Linked DNA regions of Mus musculus: region 2 is linked to region 1. A link is a loop called in an ENCODE intact Hi-C map of the cell type or tissue named here. Cell type or tissue: left cerebral cortex. All regions are shown on one strand. Each heading gives the region's core, and the rest is flanking DNA. Links, peaks and the distances in the headings are about the cores only. Region 1 overlaps Slc10a7 (solute carrier family 10 (sodium/bile acid cotransporter family), member 7). Region 2 overlaps Ttc29 (tetratricopeptide repeat domain 29).

Region 1 (8,338 bases), core at 1-8,000:
CGGGCCCCCTCACGGCTACCTCAGTAACCCTCCTTTCTAGGTCTACTCAGAGACACAGAGCTCATGAAGCCCTTGGTTCTGAGTGCCATCCTGTGGAGCACCAGTGGGGAGGAAGGGAGCGGCTTACGTCTTAGTGCTTCCTCCTTAGCCTCCCAAGGCTGTGTGAACTTCCAGTGCCTAGATTTTTACTCTTTAATTAAAAAAAAAAAAACCTATTTTATTTTATTTTGTTCTTTGTCTTATGTTGGTCTTATTAGTTCTGAGTTTTATAGTGAACATGGAAATAGAAGACAGAAAATGTCTAAATGTGTATGAGGGGAGCCCTAAGAGAGGTTCCTGTCTGGGAGGGTTGAGAGAGTTGCCTAGCGGTGGGCATACCCCAGTCTTTTAGAATAGAATTGTTCCGTGACTGGTAAGCACGTTGGAATCCTTGACCGTGAGACTAACACTAGGGGCTGTGGGTAGAACACAGGATGTTTGCCCAGCCAGAGTATCTTCCCATGGTGGCTGTCTATACCATGTCTGTACATAAGGGCTGTTAGCTTCCTCTATCTTTGGTGATTCCTAACAACCACATACTCACTGCACTGAGCAAGAGGAGATCCACGGTTAACCTCTCCTTAGTCCTTTCCAGGATTCTTAGAGTGACCCATTTCATAGTCTTCCTCCTCCTGAAGAAGGAGCTGCCAATTTTGAGTGAGAGGTACCTCCCCACTACACAGACCACCCTCCCCTTTTCGTGTGTTCCAGTTAGAACTTAGAGCCTTATGTCCTGAAAGGAAGAGAGAACTGTTGGCTTTATTTGACAATTTCCCATTCAGGTCTGGGAATGCACGTGGGGAAATGCAGTAATGACACATTGCAGAGTTCTGAAAATCAGCTTGACACCAACCTGACTTGTCTCTGTTTTTTGTCGTCTTTGTTGAACAGGAATCCCAATGCTGAAGATAGTGTTTGCAGGCCATGAGCATCTCTCGCTGATATCCGTGCCCTTGCTCATCTACCACCCAGCTCAGATTCTCCTGGGAAGTGTGTTAGTGCCAACAATAAAGTCTTGGATGGTGTCCAGGCAGAAGGTGAGACTCCAGAAAGATCTGACTTGGATGCAGATAGACTGAAATGCTCTTCCTAGATTCAAATGATTGATAAACTTACTTTTTTCTGCTATATCATTATTCCAACATGTTTTTCTAGTGAACTATAATAACAGGGGTGTGGGGAGATGACTGAGTGGGTAAAATACTTGGTGCTCAAGAATGACAGCCTGAGTCAGACCGAAGCATCTCCAGAAAAGGCTGGATGTGGCAGCGCACTGCAATGCCAGTCCTGCGGGGCCACTGGCAAGCCAGTCTACCCTCAGACACAGGAGAGACCTTGTCTCAAAAATAAAGTAGCAGGCCAAGCGGTGGTGGCACACACCTTTAATCCCAGCACTTAGGAGGCAGAGGCAGGCAGATTTCTGATTTCGAGACCAGCCTGGTCTACAGAGTGAGTTCCAGGACAGCCAGGGCTACACAGAGAAACCCTGTCTCAGAAAACAAAACAAAACAAAACAAACAAACAAACAAAAGTAGCAAATAGCCAATCCATGGTAGCCCACGCCTTTAATCTCAGCACCCAGGAGGCAGAGGCAGGTGGATCTCTGTGAGTGTGAGACCAGCCTGATCTACACAGTAAGTTCTAGGACAGCCATGTCATGGTGCTGGCTCGGCTACAGAGCCTCTTACTCATCAGGAGACTGCTTCAGTTTCTTCTTTCTTCACTTTTCACCCTCTTTGGAGATTTTTCTCTTTCGTTCATCAGTATGTATGTACACTGCCCCCTCAGAATGTATACATATGAATGTTGACCCAGAAAAGGAAGAAAATTAGCTGGGCCTTACGCAGTCCTCGCTACTACATAGGAGACTGAGGCGTGGGATAGCAAATTCAAGGCCATTCTGGACTAAAATAAAGTCCATGACCAGCCTGGCAATTTAGTGAAACCTGTGTCAAAGTAAAATTTTAAATAGGCTGGGGTGTGGCTTAGTGAGTGAGTATTTACCTAACATATGTGAGACCCTAGATTCAATACCCAGTACTACAAAAGAGGACACAACAAGAAGAAATTATTTGAAAAGCCACATATTCTTGGCAATAATATTCAGTCACAATAAACAAAAGATCAATTGGAGTGGATTTGTCTTCTAAATGTCTCAAATTTTTAAGGCTTATCTGGACTAAAAGTAAACCAAAAATCCTGGACTATTTATGCAGTAAAATAAACACTAAGAATATGCCCTCAGGGTAGCATGGCTACCTTTGCTTTGCACATAATACTAATATGCCCCAAAATATCCATCCCTGCAGAGCAGAAGCAGGCAAGTAGGCAGGCCAGGCTTAGGGAGATGACCATCGGGTGGCCACATGTGAGCTCATAGCTAGATCTGTCTCTAGGAGTAGGATTAGTGATGTAGTCTAGCTGAATGACTGTGCCTGTCGGCTTTCTGTTGCTATAATAAATACCCAAGGCTTAGAAAGAAGGAAGGTTTATTTTAGCTCCTTGTTTTGGAAGGTTCAGTCCATGACCTGGCGCTCTGTTGCTCTAGGGCCTGTGAGAGGGTCATTGTTGGAATATATACAATAAACCCCTTCCTTTCACTGCTGGGACCAAGGTGGTGGGGGACCAAGGTCCTGTATTCCCCTTTGAGGGCACACCCCCAATGGCCTGAATATCTTTCAGTAGGCCTCACCTCCTAAAGGTTATGTGCCATCTTTCAGTAGTGGTATAATACTTCTTTGGGACCTAAAGGGGACATTCCAGATGAAACTAGTATCTATCAGTGGCCTCTTCCTCCGGTGGCATACATTATCTGGTACGAGTTGACATTTTCCCTTGGTTGTGGACACTGTCTAACTGTGAACTGTTTTCCTGTCTTACAGGGAGTGAAGCTGACAAGGCCGACAGTGTGACTCGGGTGGCGCCAGCCTTCCTGGAGTGTGTACATATATGTACAGGCTGTACATACAGGGGTTCTGAGGACCTGTCCTTGGGGATGCTGCTTTGATGCCTATTTTATTTTTTTACAGAAAAAAATATGATATACCTGTTTAAGTGCCTTACGATGTTTTTGACAAGAGCGTTATTTCCAAAACACACTCTGTTGGCTACTGCCAAGGGTAGTACAGTATTTTGGACTCATTTTTTTCCCTAAGGCAGAAAAAAAAGTTCTAGTAAGGGACAAAAGCTAACACGTTTTCTTCGTACTGCCTTTGTGCAGGCAAGACTCTAATAGCACTATAACGTTCAAAATGAGGTCATGCCATCCAGAAACCTCCCTCCTGGTGACAGTGAACGATTCCAAAGTCTCATTCACCGCACACTTTGATTCACCGAGTGGTTCTTTGTTTCTAAGACTGTGACGGGCTCTTCCTTATCAACTCAGCGGGGGATGCAGATCGCAGAGATGCCGAGAAGCGTCAGGTACCTCATTCCTTGACACCGTCTTCTTCCATCCATCCCCGCACACTCCAGAAACACTTCAGTCCCAGCACAGAGTGTGTGTGGGGGCTGGGGGGGGGGGGGGGAGTGCAGCTTAGATGTATTATCGGCTGCTTCAGAGAAAGTCCTGGTGAGTGTTGCCGTGAACTCGGACAGTGCTTTGGGACGTCTGCAATCGTACCTCAGTATGCTTCTCCCTTCCATCATTCCTTAGTTTCCCATTTTACTTACACACAACATCCCCGTGCAACACCCAAATGTCACAGTCAGCTGGAGAGTCACAGAAATCAACAGTGGATTATGTGTTCACATTCCACAGCTGGTTCCAAGCACATTCCTGTTACACTGTTCCAAATCGTTCCTGTTGGCAAGACACAACCTGTTACATTAAGCGCACTTGAGACATCTGAGAAGATTTATGAATCATTTGACAGATGTTCACAACATCTCTTAAGAAATCAAATCCTATCGCCTTAGGAGCCAGAGAAAATAAACATGAGGCCGTGGGCATGAGCTAATGTTACATGTCCACACTGCTAGTCAGGTGGAAGAAGGGCTGGTCCAGAAGAGCAGGCAGGACCTTCCACTCACCGAGCTGTCAACAGGATGAGTCCGGGAACTGGGCACCAGCTTTGGAAAGGACTCCAGAAAAGCCTACGCTGAACCCAAACAAGAAGCTAAAGCAGCATACTGAACAGTGGTGGGAGCGTCTTTCCTGAGCTTCCTGCTTAGTGTTGGAACAGGCATCACGGGTCTCCCCAGCAGCTGCCTTTGCTGTTGGTAGTGGGGGCTGTGGACCCACAATCAATCATTCCTTCAGAATTCCCTGGGCTTTTCAGTGGTGTTGGGTTATGTTATGGTTAGCATTGGTGTTGTAGATGATGGTAGTTTATGTCATAGTTACCGTGGTTGGCGCTGGTGTTATGGTGTTAGCACCAGGTCCTCTGTGTCACTGTCTCGGGACTTCATAATTCTGAGCATAGCTATAACACTGGTGTCAGGCCTGGCAGAGATCCACGCTGCACGGCCTGTGGGGACCATGCTGGGGACGAGGAGGCAGTGAGTCTGTTTGGTGAGTGTGCTGCCTCCATGGAGCACAAAGGTTTTCAAGTCTCACCCCCACAGCCTTGGGGCTTTAGAGGAAGTAGACACTGTCTGCCTGCCAGAGTTGTAGACGCAACCCTTCCGTCATTTGAACACTGGTTTCCCCGCCGACCACATCTACCTCTCTGTGCGTGACTGCGACAAAGTTCAACTGAAGATGCTATGGTAACTTTTTCTCTTTTGCTTTAAAACTGTCTTTTGTTTTCAAACAAAACTGATTTATATCATGAGTTTTGGGAGCTTTAGTAACATGTCTGTGGCTACTTCTCCTTTTACACAAATATGATAGCATATTTTTCATGGTAAGGAAAAAAATAAAATCAAAATTTGCTTTAATTTATGCTCATTAGGATTGAACTGTCAGCTTAAAATACTTTCTATGTTTCTGCACTGCCAATGTCTGTTTTATGTATTTGTTTGTCCAAATGTACCTATAAAAAGAATACATTAGACAGTTATGTTTACTCATTCCAACCTGGAATTGGTTTTAAACGGCTGGAACTTTAAGGAACGGCACTGCAGTCTTTACGCATGTTACAAACGTTAAGGTTCTGTGGATTTTTTAAATTCTTCCCTATTCTGTTTTAAACTGGCACACCTCTGGTTGACGCTCAGTGTTTATGCTAAAAACCAAATTTTTTCAAAGAGATGGCTAAGTAATTAAGTGGGTTATTTATAATGAATGGAAAATTTAAAAAAAAAATTCTATGATTAAACAGAGAGTACTTGACGAATCTCTGGAAATGTCGTGGCTCATTCTCACCCACTGAGGTGCTCACACCGCTCGCTTCCCAAGGATTTCTTAGATCGACTTCAGCTCAGTGCAACACAAAACAGACAGACATGCCAGGGTCCTCCCATTACACATATCCACACCACCTCCCCACACCATGCCATAAAAACCTGTTCTAATACACTGTGCGCCAACAGGAAACACTTGCAGCAGGGTGGTAGGAGTCCGGTGCTGGGGGCGTGGCCTTCCGTCCCCTTGTAGTTTTGATTGGAACAGATGATACTCCAGCAAGCCTTTCTAACCCCAGGACTTCAGTATGAGCATGTTGGAGGATACCAGAATTCTGTGTCCTCCGGTTTTCTGTTGTCTAGAATCCTCTTCCATTTGGAAGCCTAGTGGCAATGACACCTCTTCCAGGACGCTTTCCTGGGTTCCCAGTGAATGCTCGTCTTGTAAGGAGCCTGTGTGATTGTCAGGTGACATTCCTATCTCCCAGTATGGCACACACATCTGTTGTTCTCCAGCTCCAGGCTCTGAGTCGCAGCCAAGAGTTGGGGGGAAGGGGGGAAAACACCCTCAATTATTCAAGCTACATAGGTCATGCTAATATGATTTAGTGAGTACTTTATACACATTTTTAAAAAGTAAAGGATTTCCTTACTGAATTCTCTTATACTGGGAAACTAGATAAACATTAACATTATTATCCTCAGTTTGCATTTAGACAACACACAAGGTCTCCTAAGACTTTATATTTGTTGATGAATCTTTTCATATAGGGCTTTTTTCTCAAATAAGGTAAGGTCCTTATATAACCCAGAGGACTTATCTGCTGACCCAAGTTTAAGGATCGTTTGTGTGGTGCAGGTTACCACCATGAGGACCAGTTGGTACCAGATGGAGATGCCATTCAGCCGTGGAAAAGAATGGGGTAGGAAAGACGGTGCATTGTCTCGTGATAACAACATATGTGAATTAGGAGAAAAAAATAAATGCCGGGGGAGATGACATGTTTAACTCTACTTTTAGCTATCCTGCGATGATGATGTTGATGATGTGTGATAACATATAGTTGATACACATTATCTTGGTTAACTCTCCCAGCAGTGCTATGAGATAAGTAAAATTAACCCCATTTTCCAGATGAGAAAATCAATATACTATCTAAGTGGCTCGAGGCCACAAAGCTAATAAATGGGACAATTTTGACCAATCTAGAATAAGTTTGGCAGATGGCACTCCAGAAGGAAGGGCTGTGCAGGAGGTGTTTCACTTCTCATTTTACTCGGATCACACTTTGAAGGGGTTGGAATGAGCATGCAATACAAACCAGGGCTTCTGCTGTTTCTTGAGGGGATGCCATGATTCACCTCAGCCACAGCGCATTGGTCAAGTAAAATATATTTTCCTTAAGAAACATGAAGTCTAAGCAGCCAGAACTAGATCAGTATGCAAATGGGACTGTCTTACAAAGTAAAGTGGGAGGCCTCTCACCATTCTGCCAATGAAGGCAAGAGAAAGAAGAGGGTGGTAATGGAAGAGGACACACAGTGTGACTACAGACACACCCAGGAGAGGCGAGGGTGTGGATCACAGGAGATATACGCATGAGAACACTGCTTTCTGGTTCTCTTCCAACAAAGAGACTGACAAAAGGAGGAGAAGCAGAAGGAGGAAGAGAAGCCAGCACCCAGTGAGTCAGTGACAAGTGGCAGGGTATCCATGAGTCTCCCGAGAGACACCCAAGGAGTTCCCGAATGAGCTAGTTGAGGTGAGGAGTAGCACCTAGTGGGGTAGTGTGTTCATGAGCTAGGGTTCTGGACTGAGGAGGAAGCAAGCCAGGCAGGGCCAGGCAGCCAGCTCTATCTGCTCCCTGGTCACGAGCAACAGTGTGGCTAGGGTCTGAAACTCCCTCCACCACGCCACCCCACCACCCCACCACTACGGACTGCCCCCCACACACCGACCCAAAACAAACCCTTCCTCAAGCTGCCTTTGTCATCAACAGCAATGAGAAAAATAACACAGTGGGGACTGATAAAGGATGCTGCTCTCTCTTCAAGGTGGGGGGTGTAGAAAGGAACTCAGAAGGCCATGTCAGCAGCCCTTAGAGACCATCCGCAGAAGATAACCACACGCTGAGGAGATCTATCCTCTCCTTGTTAGTGGCTCTTCTGAGCTTCAAATAGGCAATCGTGTGGACTACTAGACAGGCTAGGCTCCATCCAGGGCCTTAAGTCCCCTTAAGAGTTGCTGTCAGTGTGGCCATTGCACTGGCTCTGTCAGTGGGGCTAGAGCCTCTTCTGTATCTTTTCCACCATTAAACCCATCATGGCATCTACTCTGATCATTTACTGTTCTTGCATGGGGCACATTCTGATAAAGTCTGTCACCCTCTGTGGCTTCTGATAAAGTCTGTCACCCTCTGTGGCTATCCTGTGTCCTCTAAAACATCATCAATCTGTGCCCAGGAGTCATCATACTGGTCAATCTGCAAACGCCCCCAAAGCCTGCCCCCTGTTAAATACAAACCAATCAGTATAAGGTTGAGGCTCAGTTGGCAATGTGCTTGGCACACAGCATGAGGACCTGAGCCTGAGCCCAGATCACACGTAAAAAACAGGTTTGGTCAAACCCCAGCACTGGAGAATCAGAGGCAGGGGGATCCCTGGGACTCAATGACAAGCCACCCTACCTAAATTGCCAAGCCTCAGGTCAATGAGAGACCCTTCACACACACACACACACACACACACACACACACACACACACACACACAAAACCCAAGGTGGATATCTCCTAATGAATGACATCAAGGTTGTTCCCTGGCCTCCACACCAACACATGCATACATACACACACAAAATCAATACCAATAATGATGGAATCAACCCAGAACTGATGAGGCCCTTACAAAGCCCCTCCAGACCCATGTCCCTTATGGCCTTGACTGGTCTATAAACATGCAAAGATCCTGGGAAGGCTCCAACATTCATCTTGGGAGGAGCGTATAGCTTCTAG
Region 2 (8,338 bases), core at 135-8,134, 490 kb before region 1:
TAAATAGCAATAGACACCATGTAGATAGAACTACATCTAGTTTGAAAATCCATTCCCCAGCTGCAGATCCCATCCCGGTGTCTTAGTTAGGACTTCTACTGCGATGAGGAAACATCATGACCAAAAGCAACTTAAGTAGAAAGGGTCCACTTGGCTTCCCCTTCCACATCACAGTTTATCACTGAAGGCAGTGGAACCAGGGCCTTAAAAGGGAGTTGGGGGGATCTGAAGGCAGGAGCCGATGCAGAGGCCACGGAGGGGTGCTGCTTACTGGCCTGCTCTTCATGGCTTGCTTAGCTTGCTTTCCAAGGCCACCCAGGGGTGAGATCACCCACAATGTGCTGGGCTCTCCCACATCAATCACTAATTAAGAAAACACCTTCCTCTCTAGTGGCCCTCTAGCTTATGTTGGGTTGATGTAGCTGACATGGCACCGAAGTCTGATGTGCCTCTGTGATCACTTCCTGGAACACACTTATAGGTGGTTGATGTGGCCAGTAATGGCCTCACATTTATCTGCATACCCCTTGTTCTCTGTGAGCACTGGCGTCAAATTCCGTAATATGAAATCCTTTCAGGGGGTTCCCAGAGTTCTCTTTTCCCCCTTGTATAAATTTTTATTCTGATGCCTAAAAGCAACATATTTTAGTTTAGACCAATATTCATAAATGTTTTGGTGTGTCACTAAAACTGAGGAGTAAAACAATCAGGTCCCAAGGAAAAATGATTAAAAAGGTGACAAAATTCTATTGTCTTTATATTTAAAATAAACAAACATTTGCACAAAGCAAGAGAACTTTGACTACAGTTGTCTATTAAGAAACAGAAATTTGAAGAGTTCAAATATACTAGCAAGAACTGACGCACACTGTTACTTCCAAATAATCAAGGGATCTTAGTAAATAAAGATTTACATTAACTATGAAGGTCTGAATGGGAATTTATTGAGTAGGTTGACATCACTGATTTTTCTTCATCCTGGGTTTGAATAACAGGGCTTATTTGATGATACATAAGTTTACACATGTGCAAACCTATGTGCCAAATCAAAACGTCAGCATAGTTATAGATACATATTGAAATATTGACTGTTAGAGCATCTTCGTGAAGAATGGCCATTTGAACATTCACTAGATATTTTTGAAATGGATGCCAATTGCATCTCGTGGATGTTTGGAAGCTGAAAGCTATCTCAGACATAATCTCAGTCCAGCCTTTGGTGGGGCTTTGGGAATTTAGGGCCATAGGGAGCAGCAACTGATCATGACTAAATTAAGTGGAAGTGGCCTTATTGGAAGGGTATTATTTAGTAACTAATTAGGTGGAAATTAGGAGAGAACTTGGTCCAGAAGGAAAGGCCAAGTCATAGCACCCTTAACAGACGGTGGATAGCAAGAACAGCCCCAACAGTGTTCCTAAGAAGCCATTGCCTCCTTGAATGAGCTGTAGTCCTGCTTTCATCCTGTTTCCCAGACAGTGTCTGTGGATCAACACTTTACCTCAGTACTCATCCTTTTGGTAAAAAGGCCCTGATTAAATTACTAAAATTCTTGACCCACAAATAACTTATCTCCAGTGGGACTGGTTATTTTCATCTATTCTAGAATGCTGCTAGCTGTGGGGGGGGGGCCTCAATGCTGGGCAGGTCACCTGCAGCAAATGACCCTTTTCCATCTCTCTAGGCCAACAAAGGAGGCCTGGGGTGCTTGTCTGCATTTGTTTCTCACCTGATCTTGCAGGAGTGGCTCTTATGATGCTCCAACTTAGTGTTTAAAGCCAGCATTTCACTTTTCTTTATGTTTGACCCAGGAGGTCTTCTCACATACATGGTGAGAGCCTCCAACACACAGAGATAGCATCTCTTATTTTAAGAAAGGTTGGCGTTACAGCCTCCATCCTCTGAGGCCTTCTGGACTGCCAATCACATATATCCTCAGATTCCACAAACTCCAGTTAATCATTTTCAAAGTCCAATCAACCATTTGTTTCCCCTCTTTAGAATATGACCCATTGTCAATCTGCTTCTTCACGTTGGTAACACCAGTCACCAAGTCATGCCACCACCACATGCCATCACCTAAATACATTTTGGAGCCAACAGCTTCTCTACCTCCTGTGCCCTGGATCCAGACCTACAGCCTTTCTCATGAGTGGCCAGCAAAGCCCACTATCTCTCCTCGAAGCTTCCGGGCTTGTCCTCCTCCACTCCTTCTGTAGGATCAGGTGTGAAGTTCAGAGTCACGGACTCTAAGTCTAATATATATATGTATGTATATATATAACTTCATTTTAATTCCTGGCCCTCAGCATTAATCCTCCCTAGTGTCAAAATCTTATCTTGTCACTCAGATAAAGCCAGACCAGTGTGGTGATCTTTCTCAACATTCAAAAGCCACTTACCATCACCTCTCCTCCTACAACAGAAAAACAAAACAAAACTAAACAACATTGCACTCAGTGTGGGAGCCAAAAGGCAATAGAATTACTGGGTCCCACAAACGAAAATATATACGAAAGTTCAGCTTTAGTCCTAAAAAGTCAGAAACTTATCTTTTAGTGTCCATATCTCTGATGCAGTATCTTCCTTTCCTGAACAAGATGGCAACCAAAGGCAGTGTTGGTTTGCAATATAGCAGGGTGGCGTTTGACCCAGTTCTGACCAGTAAGGCATAAACGAGGAGCTGCTACTTACAGAAATGGTTTCGCTTTCCCCCACAGATAAGGAAAACCATGCCACCGAGTCTCCTTTCTTCTCATTTTAAAAGTGATCTGTAGCAGCTTGATAGTGATCAGCAAAGCACAGAGAACAAGATAATCCCAGAGATATCAGCCTTGAATCCACCAGGCCACTCAGCCAGACCTTCCCCTATGCGCCATTAGCAGGTATCTAGAAGCTTTGGTTTTCTAAGCTTCTGGAAGGCAAGCTCTCTTACTGAGTGTATTCCTGAGCTATGCAGTCCCACAGAGGTGGCCAGGTGCATCTCTGGCTGAGCTTCGCCATCAGCTCTGCAGATGAGCTAGCCTGAGCTGCCACATCTCTCCAGCACAGCTTGTGTCTTGGGTCTGTCCCCATGTGCAGCCTATACATAGCCTTTTAGCATACAAACCTTGCTGCTGTTTGAAACTATGGTGGCAGGAATTGTGGCCCTCTCTGTCCAAAACCTTCAGTGTGGCACACAGAGCACCTGGGATGTTATGGTGTCCCTCTCGTGTTGTCCTAGGTCCTTGAGAAATTAAAGGGCCAGCTGTCTTCTGCTTAGAACCTGAGAGTTGGTTGTTTCCATATGCCCTGTGCTCAGGGAGATGGACAAGGAGATAGATGGTGGTTGTCCTCATACCTTCATGCATCCCACAAGAGATGGGCACAGTTGCCCCCTCCCTCCCAATTCTTCTGGATATTACAAGAAACCGAGTTCCATTTCTACCTCGCCTAGTATTTGAGGGAGGGGGGTGGGAGAAAGGGGGTGTGGCCCATTCACAGGTTCACTCCTGACCCTTCTATTCTGGGCCCTTTTCACTGGATCAGAGGACATGGCAGGAAACAGAAATCATGCATTAGTCTTCTCTTTTAATCTTAGAATCACATGATGGCTCTTAATTTTTTGGTATAGGAAGATAGTTTCTTTACTCTCTATCAGTTATTTCTGTAAATAATCTGGTTATCAGGTGGGAGAGAGCTAAAGTTCAAGTTCATGTAGGACGATCCTTCCAGACACTTCTCAAATGCAGCCATGTGGATGGGGTGGAGCTCGGGAGGAATGGTCCCTAGCATGCTCAAAGACTCCATCCATGTTCCACTCCTAGCTTCACAATAATAATAACTATCCACAGGTGCATCCTGTTAATGTAGCCCCGATCCAGCCTCCTCGGCAGCTAGCTCTGCCACTCTTGGCCTTAGCAACCTCAGTGTCTCACCACACTTAGCTTCCCTCCATACCTAAGCAGGGCCACTGCATGAGACATTCTTGGTAGGCGGGTAGGTTTTGTTTTCAAACCTCCAGTGAATCCAATGCATAGCTAGAAGGTGAGAACCAACCACCACAGGGTTAGTATTTCCCAGAGAGTTTGCACACACGGTATTTCATGGGTTCCTAGAAGAGTTCTGCAATGTGGTTAGGACTGATGCTAATACAGGCTTTTACACAGGGAAAGGAATGGGATTCAGGGATGTTCAGGTAGGGATGTCAGGGCATGTCGGGCTCCACATCAGAACTCCTGATTTTGAGTGATCAGGTAGATTCCACCGACCCTCAAGCCTGTATTGCCAGTAGTCAGTTCCCCATCAGATCAATTGTCCTAAACATCGAACTGTCTTCTTTTAAAGAAAGAACATACAGTAATTTACTTGAAACTATCTTTTAATATCTACTTGTTCTTTTGGTTAAACAGTGACTACCCCATATGTTCTCCATAAGCATGTGTATTCTTTTTCCTTTTGTTTCTTTCCTTTTGTTTTTTGTTTGTTTGTTTTCAGACAGGATCCTTCTACAAAACTCTAGCTGGCTTGGAACTCAGCATGTAAAATCACAGAGATCTGCTTGCCTCTGCCTTCTGAGTGCTGGGATTAAGACCGGTGCCACCACACCTGGCAGCACATGTAACTCTTAAATAAACATTTTCAATCATTGTTTATTATGTGTCTGTTTAGTTGTTGTCTGTGTCTTCCCTTGAACAGGCATACAGATTTTACAAGGGCACTGACTCTTTTTGGCCTAGAACAGTACATCTTGGCGGGCGGTGGGGGGGGGGGGGGGAGGAGCTGCAGAGATGGCTGAGTTTGGGGGCTCAAAAGTTAAATCACTTGCCACTCGAGCATAAGAACTGGAGTTCAGATCCCCAGACCTCACACATATGCCAGAGAGTGTATCCACCTGCCTTTAACTGCCGTTAACTCAGGGAGTGGAGACAGAGTGTCTCCAGAACAAACTGGCTAGTAAAACTAGCTGCATCTGTAAGATCTGGGTCAGACTTAGAGACCCTGCCCCCAAGAATAAGGCTCGAAAGTGATCATGGATGTCCCTCACATCAACCGCAGGCCCCCACCCGCAGGCACACACACATGCATTTGTACTTTCACACATATGCAAACAATGCACAACACACATATGCACCCAACACACATAAGAAAATGGAAAAAGTAGGTATTTCATCATGAGAAAGCCGGTAGGGATTTGTGGGATAAATACAACAGAGAGTCATCTGTTTCTTTATCCGTGCTTATGAACAATAAAGTATGTGTTAGGAGGTTTTTATTTGGTTTTATCTTTTGAGACAGGCTCATACTATGTAGCCCAGGCTGAATTCAAATGAACAATCCTCCTGTCTCGGCTTTCCAAATTTCCAAATTTACTAGGAAGTGAATTTCTATTTGTTTATCTACTTACTTAATAATTGAGTTATCAAACCATTCATTTGATCCTACCTGTATATATATACACATATGTACATATACATACATATATATATGTGTGTGTGTATATATATATATATGTATATTATATATATGTATCTATACACACACACACACATACACACACACACTATGGTATTTCAGTAATTGTTTAAAACATTAAATGCAGAAGCATGATTGACTGGAAATGGCCAAATTCCAATAACAGATTGTAGAACTACATAATACAGAAATTAATGGACTTTTAATATTCAACAAGTTTTTTTTCTTGTTGGTCTTCTTACTTGGCTGGCAGGTCTGTTTGGTCTGCTGATAGGTTGGTTGGTTTGAGCAGGGGTGTGTGTAGAGGGTAGGGTAGGGAGTGGACGTGTTTGTATTTGTCTGTGTGTATGAAAAAAAAACTTTGAATAGTTAAAGTAACACATTTGTCCTTTTCAGAGGTGCGGTTACATTAACACAACTGTGTTAGGTAAGCTCTCTGCATCCTTCTAAAATGGAAGTTGCTTGATTTGTCACAAAGATCTCTTGATAGTTTTCATGCTTTCGCTGAGGAAGATGAGTAAGAAAGCCTGTCTGGTGTTTAGAGATTGAGAACCCCTCTCTGGTCTAAAATGGCTGGTGTTCTGCTCGTGTTCCCAGCCACAGGAACTCATACAAGAAGAGCATCTGCGTGGACATGCTGCGAGATGGGTTCCACAAGTCCTTCACCGAGCTCTTTGCACTGATGGAACAGTGGGATAAGCTCCGGGAAGCTGCGAAGGCACAGTCCCTCTTCTGGCAGCAGAGGCCTCTGGAGGACCAGCCGGACAAGCTAGACAATTTCTACCACTACCTGACCAGGGCCGAGGCTGCCGAGAGGAAAGGTAGGTGCTGGGATGTGGGGTTGCACCCCAGGGAAGATTCCAAAATGTCACCCTATGAATTTGATACATTAAGACAAATCACACAGTTCAACCTATTCCACTGAGTGGCTTTAAGGCTAAATGACCAGCTACAAAGACATTCTGCAGATGTCATTGCAAGCCTGGGAAGACAGTGTTCTACCAAACATTTCCATAAGTTTCCAACAGGTGTAAACCTGTCCTATCATTGAGAACACATCCTGATTTGTCTTTGTGTTGTATGAATATTGACCAGTTTTCAAGGCACTGTCACATAAAAACCACACAGACATAGTTTGTTTTAGCATCTATGTAACGAGCGTTCAAAGTTTTGTCATGAGATCCTGTCAGCTTGGATTAGAAAATGGTAGTATTTAAAAAGACATGAAAAGCCTGTAATTTCTAGGGTATTGTTAAGGCTGTAATCCCAGCACTTGGGACAAAGAGACAGCTTATTCTGAGTTTGGGGTTAGCCTCAGCTACATTGTGAGACACTTTTTCAGAAGAAAGGGGAAAATAATATGCAACCCATGATTGTGGCTTCAAAAGTTAATTTCCTATGTTTCACAAAATCATTTTAAGGCATTCTTTTGCCATATTTTAACACTTTTTTTATAAAGTTGGTGTTTTATATTTAAAGTGTTATGTACTTAATACTCTAAAGTATTTAAGAAAATTAAGTATTAAGAAAATATGATAAAATTATATGGGCTTTGCCATTTAACATTTTTAGGTCTGTATTAGGTATTTGTTGTTTTCACTCGAAAAAAGGAAAAAAAATTATGGAATTTGGCATTTCAAATTTTTCCTGCATCATTCTGACTGAAAAGACAAGAGGACACAAAAGAAAGACAAGAAAGACTCATGCTATACGTGGCAATATGACCTTTCATTTGGGGCTTTCACAGGGTCAGTAGGCAATTCTTCCTGCCCAACTGCTCACTGCTGCAGTTGGGAAGACAGGTACACAGAGCAGAGGGGCAGCCCAAATCCTAGCCCCAGCGTGAGCTCAGCGGCTTCAGACCATAAGGAAGGACATAATGTGAACACAAACCTAAGGGTACAGTACTGGGGGGGGGGGGGGACTTCGATAGTGTGGGAAGCATTTTAAACTGCAGAATTGATATAAAATGAAGTCTTTTGGTGAATTTTCAAAATACAATTTAAACATGAGAAATTGACTATTATTTTTAAAATATGCTATGTTATTACAAAACAAACAAAAGCTAAGTCCCAAATTCTACTGTCAGAGCAAAATCCTAAATTGATACTTACACTGGAAATAGAGCTGTCCAGGATAAACTTTGCCTACTATTTATTTTATAAGGTTCAATTTTATCATCAGCTTAGTTTGGGGACTTTGATTTGAGTAGCATAAACTCGAGCCAAGTGCCTGTCGTGCTGTGATGTGTCATTGCTGTGTCTGTCTGTTGTAAAGAAGGTAAACCACATTTGACAAACCACAGGATGCTCAAGTTAAAGGAAAGTAGCACTTGGAAGACCAGGTCCCAGTGAGGTCCCATTCGAGTGGCATTGTGTGGTTTATTGTCCATGTCTGAGAAATAAGGTTATACTTCTTAAATAGGCAAAATTACCTTTGCTCAAAATAGTTTACCCATAGGCTTATCTCCTATGAGGTGCCATGACTTTTGCCTTCCTGAAATATAGAAAATTAGAATTATTACAGAAAGTATAATCAGTTTTTAGAACTTTGTGCATTATTTTTGACCCTCCACATCTAAAATTTATCAGAGTAAAATTGAGATCTGAATAAAAATTACTCCAGAAAATGACATCTACATGTTTGCTTTTGTTAGGTTGAATGACTCCTAAATCTGAAAACACCTGTGTATGTTTTAAGGTGTATGCAGCTAGAGTGCAAAGTTCTGTCAGGAGTGTCTCAGGGTCCACAGTGTGTGGTGTCGGGTTTTGAGAAGGAAATGCTGAATAATGCTGAGAGTCCTCACTGCTTCCTCATCTATCCATCCATCCACCTACCCACCTATCCATCCATCCATCCATCCATCCATCCATCCATCCATCTATC

Evidence for each region. Peaks named below come from ENCODE experiments on the same cell type or tissue, not always from the same donor. Only the 100,000 strongest peaks of a DNase experiment are listed, where the experiment ranks them.
Region 2: it touches region 1 in a loop (2.6-fold over the local background); 19 of 42 quality-filtered maps call a loop at or near these places.

The regions. Positions count from the first base shown.
Region 1 is chr8:78,728,688-78,737,025 of GRCm38, forward strand. It overlaps Slc10a7 (solute carrier family 10 (sodium/bile acid cotransporter family), member 7), which reads left to right. Exons shown (of 12, transcript NM_029736.2): 11 at 931-1,076; 12 at 2,922-5,325. The coding sequence ends at 2,951. Among named protein-coding and RNA genes, the nearest start is that of Gm39203, 58 kb to the left of the region's middle. In left cerebral cortex, for the core only: no CTCF peak of the experiment used is centred there; DNase peaks (open chromatin) are centred at 3,859 and 4,573.
Region 2 is chr8:78,240,050-78,248,387 of GRCm38, forward strand. Ttc29 (tetratricopeptide repeat domain 29) reads left to right here. Exons shown (of 14, transcript NM_183096.3): 6 at 6,050-6,273. Among named protein-coding and RNA genes, the nearest start is that of Ttc29, 31 kb to the left of the region's middle. In left cerebral cortex, for the core only: no CTCF peak of the experiment used is centred there; no DNase peak of the experiment used is centred there.